Regions from separate parts of the Homo sapiens genome. Here region 1 is linked to region 2. The links are chromatin contacts, found by Hi-C or POLR2A ChIA-PET in ENCODE. All regions are on one chromosome and are shown on one strand. Each heading gives the region's core, a stretch centred on a gene start or an enhancer-like site at or near the end of the contact. The rest is flanking DNA. Distances are from core to core; before and after follow the strand shown.

What was found. Hi-C counts contacts between places; a loop is a spot of excess contacts on that map. ChIA-PET counts read pairs that join two places held with the same protein, here RNA polymerase II (POLR2A). Pooled maps may share reads with other maps.
Region 1: a loop to region 2 is called in a map of HepG2, with 6 times the contacts of the local background. The contact joins the promoter of UGT2A3 here to the enhancer-like site in region 2. A Hi-C loop is called at or near these places in 3 of 168 maps with a recorded cell type or tissue (Caco-2, HepG2 and PC-3) and 1 of 50 pooled maps. POLR2A ChIA-PET finds 5 or more read pairs at or near these places in 1 of 52 experiments (HepG2).

What each region holds. Positions count from the first base shown.
Region 1 is chr4:68,950,549-68,953,248 of GRCh38, reverse strand. UGT2A3 (UDP glucuronosyltransferase family 2 member A3) reads left to right here and starts at 1,445. Exons shown (of 6, transcript NM_024743.4): 1 at 1,445-2,203. The coding sequence starts at 1,489.
Region 2 is chr4:68,869,912-68,872,611 of GRCh38, reverse strand. It overlaps the pseudogene LOC101930041. Among named protein-coding and RNA genes, the nearest start is that of UGT2B10, 55 kb to the right of the region's middle. Within about 2 kb of position 1,312, at least 2 of the 41 ENCODE cell types and tissues checked have a DNase peak (open chromatin) inside an H3K27ac peak, as active enhancers do.

The sequences.
Region 1 (2,700 bases), core at 196-2,695, 81 kb before region 2:
AAGGTGTTATCATGCAGATAAAGCTGTCAAGCAACAGGCTTCAGAGAGAATAGATTGTAAATGTTTCTTATCAAAATTAGTGAGTCTGTTCTATTGGTTTTAAAGTCTGCGTTGATGGTAGTGCTAGTGAGTTTTTCCTGAATTCAGAAAGGGGGGAGGGTATAATGAGGCATATCCTATCCCACCACCCCACTTCTCATCATTGCCTCAACTAGTTTTTGAGATTAACTTTGAAATGCTCTTTGCTGAGAGTAAGGGTCCGTTTAGATGGTTGGGGATTCCTAAAATTTTATTTTTTGTTCACATCTACATACAGTTGTTGAAAATTTGAACAGTAACTACAGGAAAAATAACCCAGTTAGATGATATTGATTCTGAAAACTGCTCTAAGTTTTGTGCATAATATTTTACCTAATGTCATTATCAAACTTCTGCTTATTAAGACAGAAACCACAACCATGTCTTTTCTCCTACACATTTTTTCCTATCTCAGATATTATCAGTAAATTCAAATTTTAAATTAATTTCTTGCATTTAACTATTAACAATTTATGTTTCATTCTATTAGGTTGACATGTCTCAGTAACTAATATATAATTTTTATCGTTTTCCCTGTTTTAAACTCTTACCTTTACATACCACTCTGTGTTGAGATGCAAGAGTTTCTTGCTAAAGAAAAGGTTGATCTTGTGACTATCCTTTAAAACTTGAGTAAATAATTATTTGCCTATAAATTATGATTCAAACTCATAATTTTTTATTTAAAATTATGTTCTCCAATTTCAAACTAACTTTCTTCTGTAACGTCCTGCTCTGAACTTTCTCTGTGACCACTACTCACTGGAATGATTTTCAAATATCCTATACTTTTGTATGCTTCTATCGATTGTGAAATGCTTCCTTTGGCAACAGTAAATCCTATCAAAGCTTTCATCTCACCTCCTAAGTCAAATGCCTTATTAAAGCTTTTATTATTTCATATTAAAGCAATTGTGCATTTTCCCCTCTGAAATACTGAACACTTTGTACTTATTATATAAAATTAGTCAAAATAGTTACCCAAACTCTCTAAGTATATTCTCAGTAAACCTTTGTATTGTCCTTGTGAGCAAGGGATGTGAAACATGTGCTGTCCTAAACCATCTGATGCCTTGGACTTAGTGTGGAATGAATGTAAGTGTGATTGTGTGCATGTTTCTGCACATGAATTATTAAATCTAAAGACTTGAAAAATTTTTTTCTTTATCATCAATCCAGGTAATAAAAGTATATTTATGTATTTTATTTCTAAGTTCTAGAGGGTTGGAACAACTTTTCCCTGATACATTGCATTTTTTTGATACCTTCAGTACATGTTAAACTGGCAACCACCAGTGAACTTTACTCTTAAAATATTAATTTTTAACTTCTGTGCTTATATTGTCATTTCAACTCCTTGCTTAGTAACTACAAAACCATTGCAGATCAGTGTGTGAGGGAACTGCCATCATGAGGTCTGACAAGTCAGCTTTGGTATTTCTGCTCCTGCAGCTCTTCTGTGTTGGCTGTGGATTCTGTGGGAAAGTCCTGGTGTGGCCCTGTGACATGAGCCATTGGCTTAATGTCAAGGTCATTCTAGAAGAGCTCATAGTGAGAGGCCATGAGGTAACAGTATTGACTCACTCAAAGCCTTCGTTAATTGACTACAGGAAGCCTTCTGCATTGAAATTTGAGGTGGTCCATATGCCACAGGACAGAACAGAAGAAAATGAAATATTTGTTGACCTAGCTCTGAATGTCTTGCCAGGCTTATCAACCTGGCAATCAGTTATAAAATTAAATGATTTTTTTGTTGAAATAAGAGGAACTTTAAAAATGATGTGTGAGAGCTTTATCTACAATCAGACGCTTATGAAGAAGCTACAGGAAACCAACTACGATGTAATGCTTATAGACCCTGTGATTCCCTGTGGAGACCTGATGGCTGAGTTGCTTGCAGTCCCTTTTGTGCTCACACTTAGAATTTCTGTAGGAGGCAATATGGAGCGAAGCTGTGGGAAACTTCCAGCTCCACTTTCCTATGTACCTGTGCCTATGACAGGACTAACAGACAGAATGACCTTTCTGGAAAGAGTAAAAAATTCAATGCTTTCAGTTTTGTTCCACTTCTGGATTCAGGATTACGACTATCATTTTTGGGAAGAGTTTTATAGTAAGGCATTAGGTAAGACACTTTTGTTTTATTTTTAATTTAGTTATCAAAAGAAATATTTTTAAAAATTGTCATACATTGTCTATGACATATATATGCAGGTCAATGAGTTTTTTTAGAAAATGTTGTAGCTGTTTTTCATAAAGAAAGTGTATTTGTTCTAAGCGTAAGATAACCTACTTTCTTAATACCAGTAATATACTTAAAAATGATCATCAATAACTAAGAGATTATATTTTGTATTTCCTCCAAATAGCGCAAATCAACATCACATATTTTTGAGAATCACTGATTGTTAGTCTGAATTTTATAGAATTTCTATTGAAATAAAATGCTAATCATTATTTTCTCTCTCATCATGTATTTAAGAAAATCTTCAGAAGGTCTTCTTTGAATTAATTTTTCAAGAGTCATTAAATTGAACATTTTCTAGAATTCTTTAATTTCTTAGGTGATTACTTCACAAAAACTTGAAAAAATATTATAAAAAGTTAAAAGACTTACGGTCT
Region 2 (2,700 bases), core at 63-2,562:
GAGCTTTTTATTAAGCACTGTAGAATATAACAGCTCCTCGCATAGTCAGAGTCCATCCTAAGGAGAAAAAGAGGCTCCCTGTTCATAAATATGTCTTTCTTGCATCCCAGGTAGCAAGATTCTGTATAAACCATTTTTATTTTATCATGGAACTCTTTCAGTCACCATTATTTCTGCTAGCATAGAAGTAGTTTCAGTTAACATCCCATAGCAAAGCTGTAAATACTTCTCAAGTGGAAATTCTCTAGTCCAAAGTCCCAGTAATTGTCATTTGAAAGTGCTCACAGGCTTTTGCCATAAGCCCAAATAAACTTTCCACAAAGGGCTATGAAGTGAAGGATTTGTCTCAACCAGCACTTTAGCTAGTACTCACTTAGCTGTCCAAATAGCATTTTTCAAAGAGCAGGTTTACATGCCTTCAACTTTATACAACTACATCAGGAAAATCTCCCCCATTCAGATAGAATACCCATTTTCATAAAACATTTAGGTAAAGGAATCACAACCACCTTACATATAACCTGTTTAAACATCTCAAATTTCATAATCCTCTCAACATTTACAATTTTATGCTCTGATCCCAGGAGCTTTTCTTCTTTATCTTCAAACCAATTTACCTTTCTGGTAAAAAATTAACCCTCCCAGAAGAGGGTTGATCCAAGAGACTCAAGCCCTTTTATCAATTTTTTATCTAAACTTGCCTCAACATTGCGCAGGCAATGTCAGCTTTCCCATTAGATTACAAACTTTGCTTTAAAAAAAATCCAATCTAAGGCAAATACAAAAAAACTGGTGTAGGTCCCTATAATGTTTGAAGATCAGCAGGGGCTCCCTTTTGTTCACCCCACTTTTATAGCATTGTAAAAGCCTTTGTTTTTACCCTATCAATTTTTATTTTATTTTATTTCTTAATAATCATCTAAAGATTTCCACCATGATAGATGAGTCCTTTGACTCCCTTTTACCTTGCCCAATTTTTTAATTACCCTAATGTTTTAATAACATCGGTAAGATCCATGGGGGACAGCAAATTTGGGAAGGCTTCTCAAACAGCTCTTTGATTCTGCAGGAGTAATGTCACCTGGGATGCCCAGGTAGAAGGGTCCCCCTAAACCATAGCATTTACTATGACCAGGGTAATAGGTATATTTAATTGAATAATATTCTGGTCATCATAAAGCCAGTTCCATATGGTTTGCATATGAAGCATATCAGGTGCTTCATCTGGGGAACTCCACCTGGAATTTTACAGGGTGAGTTGGGCAGTCCATTTCTCAGGGTAATCAAACCTTATGGTGGCAATTATTCAGTCCACTGGGCTGCTTGTGAAGCTGGGTCACATATACTCCTCAGTGATTGCTTAATCGTGAGCTGTGGGACCTGCATAAACCCCTGCTTTTTCATTCTGTAGCATTTAAAATAAAAAATATTGCCCTTAAAGTAGCTATTTTTCCAGTCCATTATAGTAAACGTTTCTCAGGAAACTGATTATATTATTCTACAAAGGAGCAATTTCTTTACATTATACCCTCTGGGTTTAATAGTTAACTTCTTTTTCTATTTAAGTGCATTGGCTATCTTCTTGGTAACTACAGGTCTCAAAGGTAACTTTGTTGCCCTGGCTTAAGATGTGTGTGTGTGTGTGTGTGTGTGTGTGTGTGTGTGTGTGTGTGCCTGTGTGTGTGTCTAGCTTTGAAGCTAGTGGCCTGAGCTGAGAGTCCACATGTAAATTTGGTCAAGCCTTAAGGCAAAACTCCGCACTCTTTTACTTTCATTTTAGCGATTACAGATAGCAATAACCAAGGGAATTAACATTTTGTAGTTTTCTTATTAGTTTCCATTTTGTTATGCATTCACTGAACTAACTCCCTGGGAGTATGTCTATCATCCATCTCTAAATTCCACTGGTAACTTTTACCTTTGGTAACTGAATGCAGCCCAGCTGCAGCTTTTGAAGATGGGAGACCATGTAGCCACCTGAGAGTCAAAAGTTTCTTATTTCCTGAGTTTTCACTTTTCTCTTTATCCATCTGGTCATATATATATATGATATATATATCATATATACATCATATATATCATATACATCATATATATCATATATATCATATATATCATATATATCATATATATCATATATCATATATATCATATATATCATATATATCATATATCATATATATCATATATATCATATATATACACACACATACACATATATACACACACATACACATATATATATACACACACATATATATGTGTATATATACATATATATATATATATATGTATATATATAAATTTTAAGTTGACTCAGCCTCGAGAACACTTGGTCACAGGGTGGGGAACATCACACACTGGGGCCTGTCGTGGGGTAGGGGGAGGGGGAAGGGATAGTATTGGGAGAAATACCTAATGTAAATGATGGGTTGATGGGTGCAGTGGGCCAGCATGGCACATGTATACTTACGTAATGAGCCTGCACATTGTGCACATGTACCCTAGAACTTAAAGTATAATAAAACATAAAGAAAAAAAATTACATTTTCAATAGCAAAAATCACATCCTTCTGTTTTTATAAACCTCACCCAAAAAAACTTTTTATTCTACAACTATTTTAACTCTTTGTAACCTAAATTCTCAGTGACCATACTGAGGATTACTTAATTTAACATAACATGACTCAGATTTTAAAC